Linked DNA regions of Homo sapiens: region 2 is linked to region 1. A link is a loop called in an ENCODE intact Hi-C map of the cell type or tissue named here. Cell type or tissue: heart left ventricle. All regions are shown on one strand. Links, peaks and the distances in the headings refer to the core of each region. The heading gives the core; the rest is flanking DNA.

Region 1 (12,146 bases), core at 5,405-7,904:
TCAGGAGTTCAAGACCAGCCTGACCAACATGGAGAAACCCCATCTCTACTAAAAATACAAAATTAGCTGGGTGTGGTGGCGCAGCTAACGTGGCTCCCAGCTACTTGGGAGGCTGAGGCAGGAGAATCGCCTGAACCCAGGAGGTGGAGGTTGCAGTGAGCCGAGATTGCACCACTGCACTCCAGCCTGGGCAACAAGAGGGAAACTCCCTCTTAAAAAAAAAAAAAGAAAAGAAAAATACAACCTGCCACAGCCATTAAATTTCAAAGTGGTTATACAGAAATAGATAACCAGGACTTAGTGCTATGGGGGTTTACTTAGTTCACCTAGGTAACTGCTTGGTATTGTTCGATTTGCTACAATGAAATCTGCTAGTATTCCTTCTCTAATTAAAAAAATAACTTTAGGCTGGGAGTGGTGGCTCATGCCTGTAATCCCAGCACTTTGGGAGGCCGAGTCAAGCAGATCACTTGAGCCCAGGAGTTCGAGACAAGCCTGGGCGACATGGTGAAACCCTGTCTCTATAAAAAATACAAAAATTAGCTGGGCATGGTGGTGCAAGCCTGTGGGCCTAGCTGCTCGGGAGGCTGAGATTGGAGGATCACCTGAGCCTGGGGAGGTCGAGGCTATAATGAGCTTCGATCTTGCCACTGCACTCCAGCCTGGGTGACAGAGTGAGATCCTGTATCAAAAAAAAAAAAAGTGTTTAAAAATAAATAACTTTAAAAGAAGACACCTGAAATTGTGGCCAGACCTAGATTCTCATTCTGATTCCAATATTAACTGATTATGACCTTGGGCAAATCAAGTTCTCAATATCTCAATTTAAAAATGTTTCTAAGTGAGATAAAATAATTTAAATATTCTCTTACAGTAGCTGGAAAAGGCAAACAAAAGCAACATTGTATATTACATGCAGTTTTGCAAAATTTGGGCTCAAGTTCCTTGAGATGCTTACAAAAAATAAATTCAGTGGCTAAATAAACTGAGGAAATGCTGTATATTATATCCCTCTCCCACTCTTGAAGAGTCTCAGTAAACATTAGGAAATTAAACAGGCCGGGCGCGGTGGCTCACGCCTGCAATCCCAGCACTTTGGGAAGCCGAGGCGGGTGGATCACATGAGGTCAGGAGTTTGAGACCAGCCTGACCAACATGGAGAAACCCCGTCTCTACTAAAAATACAAAATTAGCTGGGTGTGGTGGCACATGCCTGTAATCCCAGCTACTAGGGAGGCTGAGGCAGGAGAATCGCTTGAACCTGGGAGGCGGAGGTTGCGGTGAGCCGAGTACTCCAGCCTGGGTAACAAGGCTGCACTCCAGCCTGGGTAACAAGAGCAAAACTCCGTCTCAAAAAAAAGAAAAGAAATTAAACATCTGAGCATTCCCGTAGGAAATAAATTTATTCAATTTGTTTAACCAATCAAATTAGATGAAGGCTAGAGATTTCAGATTTCAGGGTCTGGACTTTTGGGAACAGGCTGGTGTGGGGGTTTGCCAGACTACCTGAGTTTGGTAACTGGTTCTACAACTTACTGTGTGTTCTTGGAGAAGTTACTTAACTTTCCTAAGCTTCAATTTTTTCATATGCAAAATGTGCTATTATTATTCTAGTTTTACATTTGGTTGTTGCAAAAATAAGTTAAACCTTTTTGGTTACATTTTAATTTAATCACTACTATAATGATGATGCGACTACCAACACTGATCTAGATAGACTGTAGTCCAGCTTCTTTTTTTAGTTTTTTAATTTGATCTAGACTTTTTAGGAAATTACTCTGTGCAAGATTTCTGACAAAAGACAAGGGAGAGGGTAAAATTTAGAGTAGTTTGGGAGGTCGAGGCGGGCAGATCACTTGAGGTCAGGAGTTCAAGACCAGCCTGGCCAACATGGTGAAACCCCATCTCTACTAAAATACAAAAATTAGCTGGGCATGGTGGTGCACACCTGTAATCTCAGCTACTCGGGAGGTTGAGGCATGAGAATTGCTTGAACCCAGGAGGCAGAGGTTGCAGTGACCTGAGATCATGGCACTGCACTCCAGCCTGGGCAACAGAGCAAAACTCTGTCTCAAAAAAAAAAAAAAAAAGAGAGACACAAGATCTCATCCTGGCATCAGTCACTGGTATCTCCTTTCATTACTCCTTGGCAGTCCTCAGTAAGTGTCATATTGCTTTTTTTCCCAATTTTTTTTATTGTGGTAACATTATATAACATAAAATTTATCATCCTAACCATTTGTGAGTGTACAGCTCAGTGGTATTAAATACATTCATATTGTTTTGCAACCATCACCGTTATCCATTTCCAGAACTCTTTTCATTTTGCAAAACTGTAATTCTGTACTCATTAAGCAATAACTCCCGATCACCCCTCCCCTCAGCTCCTGGCAGCCACTCTTCTAATTTCTGTTCTATGATTTGGCTACTCAAAGTACCTGATATCAGTGGAATCATACAGCATTTGTCCTTTCATGACTAGCTTATTTCACTGAGCATAATGTCCTCAAGTTTCATCCATGTTCTGGCATGTGTCAGAATTTCCTGCCTTTTCAAGTCTAAATAACATTCCATTATTTTTCACATTACCTTTTGTTACTTTAGGAATCATGGTCTGGGGGCTGGCCTTTAGCAACCAATATGTTTGGGGAGAGAGATATCTTCCTCAATGGCCTATCTTCTTTGTTGATGGATTCCTAGAGAATTATGCTACATTTTGCATCCAGGAAGGGTCACCACACCTAATTAGCCCACTTTTTTCCTCCAGAATTTTAATGTGTCTGAAAATTCACCTCTTAAAGGAGGAAGTGAAGGCAAGAGAAAGAAAGATGTGGGAATTGGCAGAAATAATAATTCTTCAAATGAGTCCCTTCCTAGACAGCATTCTCAAGCTAGGTATGCAAAAGAGCAGGACCACAGAGCTGCATTAAGGAATTAGATTTTATAGGATCAGAAAACAATCTTAGGAAACTGGGCCATTTTTAGTCTTCATTTCTTTTTGTGTTCTTATCAAAAATTGTAAAGGGGGTGGAAGATACATGCTGAGGTGGCAACCAACAAACATTCTCTTCAGAGGGTAAGACCACAGTGCTACAGAGAATGGAGAAAAATGTCATATACTTCCACAAACCAGAGTCAATGTTAGGAAAGATTTCACTCTAACGGCTTCCCTGCTAAGGGAGTTCTTCCATGAGTAGCTTTCACTGTGCAAGATCAGATGAGACCTAGGGTAGCCCAGGACACAAGGATCCTCCCATAATCCCCCAAGGGGCCACTTTCAATGTGGGCTAGTCTCTGCCCGTCCCTGCCAGGAACTGAAGAGGCTGTGCCAGTACCTTTTCCCCTGATCAGTCTCTGGGAAGGCAAAGCTTTTCTGCATCTGCCCTCAGTGGTTAGTGAGACTGTGGGATCGTCCTGAAGGACAGGAGGTCCTGGAGTTCACCCTCATGACATCATATCTGGCTTAGGACCATCACTCTTCATGTCCTGCTCATCGCTGTTCCTCACCATAGTTTCTCCCTAATGCAATGCCTTGTGGGGAGCTATTTCCCTGAGTACACAGTGATATCAGGATGTGAATCACCTTTTTCTGGGCAGAGGTGGTGGAATTTTTTACCATCATGAAGCTGAGGTTCCTTGCCCATTCTGAGTTGAATAACCCAAATCTTGGCTCTTAGAGCTTCTCATATCCCTAATTCCTTATAAAACTTAACTCTGTCCCCAGCTCTTTACTATCCCATTGCTCAGTATCTTCTACCACGTCCTCCTTCTCAAGACTCTGATACCTAAAATATACAATTTTACAGCAGCAGGAGGAAATAGGCAAAGGATATTTTCCTTTGTGGTGCTGGGTGTTGGGGATTAGTTGTAAAACTAGTCTCCACTAGAGGGAGACTTAATCTCAAGAAAGAAAACAATATGATCTGTGTCAAGTTGAGAGGAAGCAGAGGTATTAACTGTTTATATAGCTTTTGTATTATAGCCAACTATCTCTTCTTTAAAAATCTTTTTGTTGTAAAAATGAAGAGAATTTATTTATTTATTTTAGAAATTTTTAAAATTTTGTTTTATAACTATGTAAAATACTTGGGTTTCAAAATAAACGCTATAAAACAAGGCATATTTAAATAAGTTTATCATCTACCTCCACACCTTCCATATCACTCCTTCTCTCTCCCTAAAGGTAATCACTTGATTTTTAGTAGAGATGAGGTCTCATTTATGTTGCCCAGCTAGTCTGGAAGTTCTGACCTCAAGTGATCCTCCTGAAGTGCTGGGATTACAGGCATAAGCACCGCAGCCGGCCATGGTATTTCCTTCTCTATGAAATGTTTGTTTAATCTGTAGCTCAGCTTCCTTTTTCTTTTTCTTTTTTTTTGAGATGGTCTTGCTCTGTCGCCCAGTCTGGAGTGCAGTGGCTCGATCTCAGCTCACTGCAACTTCTGCCTTCTGGGTTCAAGTGATTCTCCTGCCTCAGCTTCCCGAGTAGCTGGGATTACAGGCGCGCGCCACCAAGCCCAGCTAATTTTTGTATTTTTAGTAGAGACGAGGTTTCTCCATGTTGGTCAGGCTGGTCTCAAACTCCTGACTTCAGGTGATCCATCCGCCTCGGCCTCCCAAAGTGCTGGGATTACAGGCGTGAGCCACCGTGCCTGGCCCCTTCTTCTTTTTGTAATGAAAAACAAACAAAAAAGCACACTTGGCCAGGCCCAGCACTTTGGGAGGCCGAGGCGGGCAGATCACGAGGTTAAGAGATCGAGACCATCCTGGCCTACCTGGTGAAACCCCGTCTCTACTAAAAATACAAAAATTAGCTGGGCGTGGTGGTGCGCACCTGTAGTCCCAGCTGCTTGGGACTCTGAGGCAGGAAAATCACTTGAACCCGGAAGACGGAGGTTGCAGTGAGCCAAGATGGAGCCACTGCACTCCAGCCTGGCAACAGAGCGAGACTCCGTCTCAAAAAACAAACAAAAAAACAAAAACACACACACATACACAAAACAACCCTCTTTTACTGAGGAGTATACATACAAACAGACAACCACTAAGAGTCCCTCACACTTTCTTTTTTTTTTTTTTTTTTTTTTTTTTTTTTGAGACTGAGTCTCACTCTGTCACCCAGGCTGGAGGGCAGTGGCGAGATCTCAGCTCACTGCAACCTCTGCCGCCTGCGTTCAAGCGATTCTCCTGCCTCAGGCTCCCGAGTAGCTGGGATTACAGCCGTCTGCCACTGCACCTGGCTAATTTTTGCTGTTTTAGTAGAGACGGGGTTTCACCATCTTGGCCAGGCTGGTCTTGAACTCCTGACCTCGTGATCAGACCGCCTCGGCCTCCCAAAGTGCTGGGATTACAGGTGTGAGCCACCACACCTGGCCCCCTCACATTTTCATGTACTGACAAAACTATTCCATCTTTTTTTTTTTTTTTTTTTTGACAGTGTTTCAGTCTTGTTGCCCAAGCTGGAGTGCAATGACACGATCTTGGCTCACTGCAAACTCCACCTCCCAGGCTCAAGCAATTCTCCTGCCTCAGCCTCCCAAGTAGCTGGGATTACAGGTATATGCCACCATGCCCAGCTACTTTTTGTATTTTTAGTAGAGAAAGGGTTTCCCATGTTGGCCAGGCTGGTCTCGAACTCCTGACCTCAGGTGATCCGCCCATCTCAGCCTCCCAAAGTGCTGGGATTACAGGCATGAAACACCACACCCGGCCTAAAATAAATTTTTAGGACAGATCAGGCTGGCCCCATTTTCTAGCCCAGTTTTTTACAGAGCTATTAGTCTTTTTCTTCCCTATTTTTAGAAGTTTTTCCTGAATCAAATATATTACTCCTTTGTAATGTAATTTATAAATTTCTTTTCCCATTAGTCTTTTTACTTTTTTTTGTTATTATGTAAAATTTATCAATTTGCATCTATGGGGATAATCAAACATTTTTTCCACCTTAGATCAATTAATATGGTGGATTATATTAATAGATTTCCTAATATTATATGTTCTTGCATTTTTGGAATATTATCCAGTTGGTCATGATAAATATTTTTTAACATGCTGTTGGATTCACTTTGCTAATGTTTTATATATATGTATCAATATTAATACAAAAGTGAAATTGATCTATAATGGTTTTTTTTGTTACAGTCTTTGTCACGATTCTAAAATTGAGGTTTGGAAATCAATGTTATACTTACTTTGCAAGATGATTTTGGGGGTTTTCCCTTTTTTGTCATAGTCTAAAATAGTTTTAAAAATTAAAGATTTGTTTTTTAAAGTTTGGTAGAATCATCTGTAAAACGATCTGGGCCTGCTTTGTTTTGTAGGGGAACTCCTTAACTAGTTTCTATGATTATTTTATGTTACTTGGCCGGTTTAAATTTGCTGTCTCTATAGGGGCAAATTTTGTTAAATTGGATTTTCTAAAAAAATCCATTTAATGTAGATTTTAAAATATTTTTACAAGAATATTTTTCAAATTTCTTCTTTTGTGTCACTTTATTTCCAGTTTCATGGATTTGTGCTTTCCTTAGCTAGGAAATTATCAAAATTATTTTTACAAAGAAACAGTTTTGGATTCTTTAATTAATATAATGCTACCATTGTTATTGTTATTGTTGTTGTTTTCAAACCCATTAACTTCTGCCTTTATTTTTACTAATTTCTTATTTTTGTGTCATTCGGTTTACCCTGGGTTTTGTGTATAATATTTTGAGTTGGATTGTTATTTATTTTTACTTATATAGGTATTTAATGCTATAAACCTTTCCCTCATAGCTGTTTTTGCTGTTTCCCATAAATTCTGGGGGTTTTCATTGCTATTTTCAAAAACTTCTCCCGCGCCACCACCATGCTCTCGGTCCGCGTCCGGATCACTTCCATCGCTGACCCACAGCAACAGCAGCTCTTGCTGCTGAAGGTTCTCAGTCTGGCCAACAAGGAGAACACGCCCTCGACCCTGAGCGGAACTCGCATCCTGGCCAGCAAGGCGGCGAGGAGGATCTTCCAGGAACCAGCGGAGCCGAAAACTAAAATAGCTGCTCCTGGCGTGGAGGATGAACCACTGCTGAGAGAAGACCCCGCCACTTTATCATCTTCCCCAACGAGTACCATGATATTTGGCAGATGTATAAGAAGGCGGAGGCTTCCTTAAACCGAGGAGACCGAGGAGAGTGATTTTATATCCCGTGTTCTGGCTTTCTTTGCAGCAAGTGATGGCATAGTAAATGAAAACTTGGTGGAGCGATTTAGCCAAGAAGTTCAGATTACAGAAGCCCGCTGTTTCTATGACTTCCAAATTGCCATGGAAAACACACATTCTGAAATGTATAGTCTCCTTATTGACACTTACATAAAAGATGCCAAAGAAAGGGAATTTCTCTTCAACACCATTGAAACACCTTGTGTCAAGAAGGCAAATTGGGCCTTGAGTTGTATTGGGGACAAAGAGGCTACCTATGGTGAATGTGTTGTAGCCTTTGCTGCAGTGGAAGATATCTTCTTTTTTTTTCTTTTTTTTTTTTTTTTTGAGACGGACTTTCGCTCTTGTTGCCCAGGCTGGAGTGCAATGGCGCGATCTCCGCTCACTGCAACCTCCGCCTCCCGAGTTCAAGCGATTCTCCTGCCTCAGCCTCCCGAGGAGCTGGGATTACAAGAATGCGCCACCACACCCAGCTAGTTTTTGTATTTTTAGTAGAGACTGGGTTTCTCTATGTTGGTCAGGCTAGTCTCAAACTCCTGACCTCAGGTGATCCACCCACCTCAGCCCCCCAAAGTGCTGGGATTACAGGCTTGAGCCGCCGCGTCCGGCCATTAACAGCATCTTTAAAACTGTGTAGCTACCTCACGACCAGGCCTGTTTATTTATAATGCTGGTGGTATCACCTTTTGCCAGCAGGCTGGCTGGCTGTGACTTACCATAGCAGTGACAGCAGCAGTCTTGGCTTTAAAGTGAGGGGTGACTCTCTAGTGAGCTTGGCCCAGCAGGATTAAACATTCACTTAACTAGCACAGGCAGTTGAAAGATGCAGCCTCCCTACTTCAAAGCAGATTTTGTTTACTTAAATATAAAACTGGCACTTTACAAACATTGTTTGTACTATCAAGGTAATAATAGCTTGATTTATTTGGTTTCTACACCAAAGTATTCTGCTGACCACTAATTGGAGCCAATTCAAAATTCACTAAGTAACTAAAGTAAGTTAAACTTGTGTAGACTAAGCATATAATTTCTAAATTTTATTTTCTTGAATGAATTAAAATATTCCTTAATCAACTTTAAAGTCAATCCTGTATATAGCTAGATATTAGTCTGTTGGTGCCAGATAGAAGACAGGTAGTGTTTTTTATCCTGTGGCCTGGGGAGTGTCCTGGGATTCTCTGTCCTATCTGAGTAGAGTGTTGTGGATTAAGGAATCTCTCACGGCAAAGACAGATGAGAAATTTAGGCATGATCTGGGCCTTCATATGTGTGAGAAGCCATATCATTTTATTTCTCACTATATTTTCCCCAACTTCTAGTTGATAAGAAAAAATTATTGAAGAGTTTTTATATGTGGGGACTACAGTGGCATTGTAAAATTTCAAGTCATCCTTAAACAAAATGACCCACCTAAGATCTTGCTCCTGTTAGGTGGTGAAATCAACTGGAGTTGGTTCCTAAAAGTTGTTTATTCTAGTCTTGTTTAAGTAGGTTGTGTGAGTTAATAGTTAATTCATTTACATTTACTATATGGCCCTTTTTTTTTTTTTAATAGAGTCTCGCTCTGTTGCCCAGGCTGGAGTGCAGTTGTGAGATCTTGGCTCACTGCAACCTCTGCGTCCCGGGCTCAAGCCATTCTCCTGCCTCAGCCTTCCGAGTAAGTGGGATTACAGGGCCCACCGTGGTGGTGGGCTAATTTTTGTATTTTTAGTAGAGACGGGGTTTCACCATGTTGGCCAGACTGATCTCGAACTCCTGACCTCAGGTGACCCGCCCCCCTTGGCCTTCCAAAGTGCTGGGATTACATGTATGAGTCACCACGCCCGGCCTACATGTCTTTGAAATTAGAAAATATTTTTTAGGCTGGGTACAGGCTTGAGCCACTGCACCTGGCAAACTAATATTCTTAATAGGGCTAGTTTGAATTAATCTGCCTTTATGTTTGGGAAAAAGAAAGCTGAGACACTACATGAAAGATGATGCAGGATATGTGTTGATCTTTTGGCCCCATTTGTTAATTTTATTATCTATTTGAACATTGTCCTGTTCTATTTTTAGTTTTCCTAATCATTTATTATATAGTCAATTTTAAAATTTCTGTAATATGAGATTTTCTATCTTTTATTGTTACCTAAATAAACCCAGATTATATGGTCCTTACACTTGTGCAACATTAAAATGAATAAAGGCTTTGCCTTGCATTGTCAGAAAAACAAAAACAAACCCCTGCAATTTATTTTGCATTTCCCCCTTGACCCAGGAGTGGTTTAACACGTTCTGAAATTTCCCTTTGGGGAAATGTATGGGAGAGTGAGTGTGAGTGTGTGCAAATAAAATTCCCTTTGGAAGAGGCCTTTTTGTTTTATTGTTTGATTTGTCTAATTGTATTACATTTTGGTCAGATAATACTATTTGAATTATTGTTTCTTCACTTTGGATACACTGAGATTTTCTTTGTAGCTTAGGATGTGAATGTGCCACATTTTTGTGAATGCTTTATGCATTTTTTTCTTTTTTTCTTTTTCTTTTTTTTTTTTTTTTTTGATATGGAGTCTCACTCTGTCGCCCAAGCTGGAGTCCAGTGGCACGATTTCGGCTCACTGCAACCTCTCCTCCTGGGTTCAAGCAATTCTGCCTCAGCCTCCCGAGCAGCTGGGATTACAGGCGCCCACCACCATCTTCAGCTAATTTTGTGTATTTTTAGTAGAGATGGGGTTTCACCATGTTGGCCAGGCTGGTCTCAAACTCCTGACCTCATGATCCACCCGCTTCGGCCTCCCAAAGTGCTGGAATTACAGGCATGAGCCACCACGCCCAGCCCTTTACGCATTTTTTTAAAAAGTTTATTCTCTATTATTAAGGTTCAGAGTTTAATATTATTAAATCTACTTAAATATATTTATTATGTTGTTTAGGTCTTCTGTATCCTAACTTATTGTTCACTTGACCTTTCTAGATCTGAGGGATTTGTTAGTCCTCCTATTATAGTGTGCTTCTATTTCTCCTTGTATAAAATGTCATTATCTTTATAAAAATTGTGGCTAAAATTTCTTTCTCTTTTCTCATTAAAAGTAATGCTTTTTAGTCAGAATTCTACTTTGATGGATAATTACAACTGCAACCCCTGCTTACATTTAGGAATAAATTCTGGTACATCTCTTAGTCATTTATTTAGGCTTCCTGAAACTCTTCTTAGATGTAGCTCTTTTATATAGCACAGTGTTGGACTTTGCTTTGTCAATGTGAAAACTATTTTCTTTTAATAGGTAGGTAAACCCATTCTTTCTCTCTTTCTTTATTTAAACCCTTTCTTTCTTTCTTTTTGATACGGAGTCTCGCTCTGTCGCCCAGGCTGGACTAAAGCGGCACGATCTCGGCTGACTGCAACCTCCGCCTCCCGGATTCAAGTAATTCTCCTGCCTCAGCCTCCCAAGTAGCTGGGACTACAGGCGTGTGCCACCACAGCTGGCTAGTTTTTGTATTTTTAGTAGAGACGGGGTTTCACCATGCTGCCCAGGCTGGTCTTGAACTCCTGACCTCAAGTGATCCGCTGCCTCAGCCTCCCAAAAAGCTGGGATTACAGGCGTGAGCCACCGTGCCCAGCCCCCTAATCTCTCTTTACTGATAGTTGTACTATATTTACAAGATTGCCAAGAAATGTGGAAAAGTTAATGAATACATATTAATGGTTTATTAATATATTTAAATACATGATAAAATAATAGTATCTATTTCCAGACTTCATGGTCAACCTGTATATTGTTAAAGCACATAGCCAAGATATCCTATACTGGTGCCATTATAACCATCATTTATTCTTAGTTATGCAAGTAAACAAACTTAATTCACACCACTAGTGAGAGATACTGATGTCTTTTCAGTCATTTTGGTTGTTTAAAGCTTGTTCTTTGGTCTTTTTGTTTTGTTTTAAGAAATAGTGTTATAGGCCAGGCACAGTGGCTCACGCCTGTAATCCAACGACTTTGGGAGGCCAAGGCAGGTGGATCACCTGACGTCAGGAGTTCCAGACCAGCCTGGCCAACATGGCGAAACCCTGTCTCTACTAAAAATACTAAAATTAGCAGGGCATGCTGGTGTGTGCCTATAATCCCAGCTATGGAGGGGGGCTGAAGCAGGAGGATCACTTGAACCTGGGAGGCGGAGGTTGCAGTGAGCTGAGATGGTGCCACTGCACTCCAGCCTGGGCAACAGAGCAAGATTCTGTCTCAAAAAAAAAAAAAAAAAAAAAGGAATGAAAGAAAAGAAAAAGAAATAGTGTTAAATAGCTCTATGAATGCTGCAGAGAGGGCTACCCCATAGGCAGTGTGTGGGGAGTATACAAAGCTTGTTCTTTGGCTCCTCAGGAAGGGGATCTTATCAAGAATATTATTCTTTTGTGGTATTGTCAGTGGAAAGGAGAGATGTAACAGCAGTCTCCGAGAGAGGGAGCCTTAGTCTCAGGAAAGAAAACTGGATCAGCTATTTTAACTCTATAGAGAAGTTTTGAAACTATAGCTTTTACATTTGTAGCCATGCATCTCTTCAGGGGTCAGAACTACGCCTTCATTTCCTATAAGGAAATCTACAAAAACCAGGGTGTTTGAATAGTTCAAAATTTGGCCAGTAGCTTGGTTGGATGAAATCCTGTTAGCCCAGGAAATGGGGCAAAAGCCAGGTCTCCTATCCAAGACCCATCAACACCTGACCCAGTGAGGTGACATGGAGGGCACCTTGGAGCTACTTAGAAGAAACCTTAGTAGAGAGCTGATGGTATAACTAGAGACAGTGATTCAGGTGGTTACACTGTGTAATAGATGAGATAAATGCCCCATTTTTACTATGAAGGGGTTACTAATAATTTTTTCTGGTTTTAAAAATTGCCATGGGAGGCCGGGCGCGGTGGCTCACGCCTGTAATCCCAGCACTTTGGGAGGCTGAGGTGGGCGGATCA
Region 2 (3,981 bases), core at 1,455-3,954, 54 kb after region 1:
AAATAAAATAATAGGCCACGCACAGTGGCTCAAGCCTGTAATCCCAGCACTTTGGGAGATCGAGGTGGGTGGATCATGAAGTCAGGAGTTCAAGACCAGCCTGGCCAACACGGTGAAACCCCATCTCTACTAAAAATAGAAAAAAATTAGCCGGGTGTGTTGGCGCACGACTGTAATCCCACCTACCTAGGAGGGTGAGGCAGGAGAATCACTTGAACCCGGGAGGCAGAGGTTACAGTGAGCCAAGATCACACCATTGCACTCCAGCTTGGGAGACAGAGCAAGACTCCGTCTCAAAAAAATAAATAAAATAAATAAATAAACTCCATCTTAAAACTAGCAAGGCACATTCCTTGCCAGTGACAACCCACGGTTCTAACATGTTTACAGCTAAGGAAGCAGCTTGGTAATACCTGCAAGGACAAACTCCAACAACAGAAAGTCCAGATGTCCCAATACCCATAACAACATATGCTTTCAAAATAATTATAGTTATGCTTTGATGTACTTACACACTAAAATGTCAAGGACAGTTTTCTTTAAATCAATAGAATAATAAATTCTGTCATGCTGTCTGGTCCCCCGCATGTAGGCACAGCTTAGTTTAGTCCTTACATAGACAAGATCCCTATATAAGGAAAACTTAGGCCAGACATGGTGGCTCACGCCTATAATCCCGGCACTTTGGGAGGCTAAGGTGGGCAGACGGCTTGAGCCCAGAAGTTTGAGACCAGCCTGGGCAACATGGCAAAACCCTGTTTCCACAAAAAATGCAAAGAAAATTTAGCCAAGCATGATGGTCCGAGCTTGCAGTCCCAGTTACTCGGGAGGCTGAGGTGGGAGGATCTTCTGAGCCCAGGGAGGTAGAAGCTGCAGTGAGCTGTGATTGCATCATGGCACTCCACCCTGGGCAACAGAGCAACACTCTACATCAAAATATTTTTAACAATTGGCCAGGTGCGGTGGCTCATGCGTGTAATCCCAGCACTTTGGGAGGCTGAGGCAGGCAGATCACAAGGTCAGGAGTTTGAGACTAGCCTGACCAACATTGTAAAACTCCATCTCTATTAAAAATACAAAAATTAGCTAGGCGTGGTGGTGCACACCTGTAATTCCGGCTACTTAGGAGGCTGAGGCAGGATAATCACTTGAACTCAGGACGTGGAGGTTGCAGTGAGCCCAGATCACGCCACTACACTCCAGCCTGGTCGACAGAACGAGACTCTGTCTCAAAAAAAAAGAAAAAAAAAAAATTAAAAATTAAAATAAAATAAAATAAAACCTTAAAGACCTAATATATATATATATATATTTAAAAAAAAAAAGAGAGAGAAAGAGAGAAGAAAAAAAGAAACTCAAAGACAGCATGTTCCCCCACTTGCTTTCTGAGGACACCCTACTATATAATTGAGTAGTTTCTAATAAACTTGCTTCTTTCACTGCACTTTGCTACTCACCTTGAATTCCTTCCTACATGAGATCCAAGAGCCCTCTCTTGGGGTCTGGGTCAAGACCCCTTTTCCGGTAACAGTATGGTGGGCTGGATAAACCCACAGTATTAGGAAAACATGTTCCTCCACTTATCTTATTTTTATACCAACTTTAATTCAGTTAACCTGAATCATCTGATGAGGTCATATCAGACGATAACTCTGCTTTTTTTTTTTTTAATTTGAGATGGGATCTCGCTCTGTGGCCAAACTGGAGTGCAGTGGTGCGATCTCGGCTCACTGCAACCTCCGCCTCCTGGATTCAAGTCATCCTCCTGCCTCAGCCTCCTGAGTAGCTGGGACTACAGGCACATGCCACCGCGCCCAGCTAATTTTTGTATTTTCAGTCAAGATGGGGTTTCAGTACGTTGGTTGGTCAGGATGGTCTTGATCTCTTGGCCTCGTGATCTGCCTGCCTCGGCCTCCCAAAGTGCTGGGATTACAGGCATGGCTACCGTGCCAGGCCGATAACTCTGCTTTCTAAACCCACCCAATACACAGGTCTGGCAATGAAAGCACAACTTCTTGTTGGGTGGCAGGGCAAGTATATTTAAAAAATATTCACATAAATAGATTATGCTTTTCCAGGGCCACAGTTTTATCTCATACATTACCATCTGCTCTCATCTGGCTTTTCAAGATTCCCTTTCAGGTTCTCAAAAATCAAGAACTAGATTCAGCTCGGTACCTCAGTAGTTTCTTGGTTTCCTTTGTCACTGGGCTAGGTTGAAACCAACTATTAAACAGCCATGCTCAGGCTATGCACAATTCTCCATTGCCCCATCCAGGTGATCCTTCTACCTCAGCTTCCCGAGTAGCTGGAACTACAGGTGCACACCACCACACCCAGCTAGTTTTTGTATTTTTTGTAGAGAAGGGGTTTCACCATGTTGCCCAGGCTGGTCTCAAACTCCTGGGCTCAAGCAATCCGCCCACCTCAGCCTCCGAAAGTGCTAGGATTACAGGCATGAGCCACCATGCCCAGCCTACTAAATTGTTGAGGATAGCTGTTTCTTATTTATTTATTTATTTATTTATTTATTGAGACAGGGTATCCCTATGTTGCCCAGGCTGGTCTTGACCTCCTGGGCTCAAGGGATCCTCCTGCCTCAGGTTCCCAAAGTGCTGGAATTACAAGTGTGAGCCACCACATCCAATCTTCTTTTTTTTAAAATAGAGATGAGGGGTCTCACTCTACTGCCCAGGCTGGAGTGCAGTGGCATGATCATAGCTCACCACAACCTTGAACTGCTGGACTCAAGCCATCTTCCTGCCTTAGCCTCCCCATAGCTGGGACTATAGGCACACACCACCACACTCAGCTAATTTTTTATTTTTTAATTTTTTGTAGAGACTGGGTCTCTCTCTGTTGCCCAGGCTGGTCTTGAACTCCTGGCCTCAAGCTATCCTTCTGTGTAGGCCTCCTAAAGTGTTGGGATTACAGGCATGAACCACCATGCCTAGCTGATTATATTTCTATGAAATATATTATTTGGGACAAATGAAAAATCTGAAAATCAACTGTGTATCAGATAAGAGTTCATCAATGTTAAATTTCCTGAATTTGATAATTATGTTTATATAATTATACTGCATTATGTAAAACAATTTCTTTGTTCTTAGAAGAAATATTTAGAAGTAAATGGTCATGATGTTCACAATTTACCCTTAAAGCATTCAGTGAAAATACTAATAATTAAATATGTATTCGGCTGAACTACACTAAATCATTAATATTTTACCAGTTTTGACCTACAAAAATAAAAATTTCATATGGCATAATCTAAAATACAAAAAAGAGTGATAAGCAAACACAATAAAATGTTAACAGTTGGCAAATGTGGGTGAAAGATATGTAGAACTTCATCCTACTATTCGTATAACTTTTCTGAAAGTATAAAATATTTCCAAAATAAAAAGTTTTTAAAAAATAACACAAAGGCAATTGTTGACATCAACAGGCTGAGAATAAATATACACCATGAAAGTCCAGGTGCAATGGCTCATGCCTATAATCCCAGCCGAGGCAGGGGGATCACTTGAGCCCAGGAGTTCAAGACCTGCTTGGGCAAAATGGTGAAACCTCGTCTCTACAAAATATACAAAAAATTAGCCAGGCATGGTGGCACACCACATGCTTGTGGTCCCAGCTACAGGAAGCTGAGGCTACGGCAAGCCCTGATCATACCACTGCATTCTAGCCTGGGCAATAGAGTGAGAGCTTGTCTCAAAAACAAACAAACAACACACATACACACAAACCATAAATAGTCACCACAATTACTTAAGTTTCAGTCAACTGTCTACAACTGCCCACTGTCGTACATATCCATCAAATCTAAGTCAACAATCTATTGCTCTTCCCTAAGGAAAAAAAAATAATCTCCAGGGCCGGGCGCGGTGGCTCAAGCCTGTAATCCCAGCACTTTGGGAGGCCGAGGCGGGCGGATCACAAGGTCAGGAGATCGAGACCGTCCTGGCTAACACGGTG

Evidence for each region. Peaks named below come from ENCODE experiments on the same cell type or tissue, not always from the same donor. Only the 100,000 strongest peaks of a DNase experiment are listed, where the experiment ranks them.
Region 2: a loop joins it to region 1, with 2.1 times the contacts of the local background. A loop is called at or near these places in 37 of 110 quality-filtered maps.

The regions. Positions count from the first base shown.
Region 1 is chr1:161,374,058-161,386,203 of GRCh38, reverse strand. It overlaps LOC124904443 (a long non-coding RNA gene), which reads right to left and starts at 804. Exons shown (of 2, transcript XR_007066693.1): 1 at 606-804. It also overlaps the pseudogene RRM2P2. In heart left ventricle, for the core only: no CTCF peak of the experiment used is centred there; a DNase peak (open chromatin) is centred at 6,943; H3K4me3 peaks cover 483 bases.
Region 2 is chr1:161,323,894-161,327,874 of GRCh38, reverse strand. All of the region lies in intron 2 of SDHC (succinate dehydrogenase complex subunit C), which reads right to left. Among named protein-coding and RNA genes, the nearest start is that of SDHC, 12 kb to the right of the region's middle. In heart left ventricle, for the core only: no CTCF peak of the experiment used is centred there; no DNase peak of the experiment used is centred there.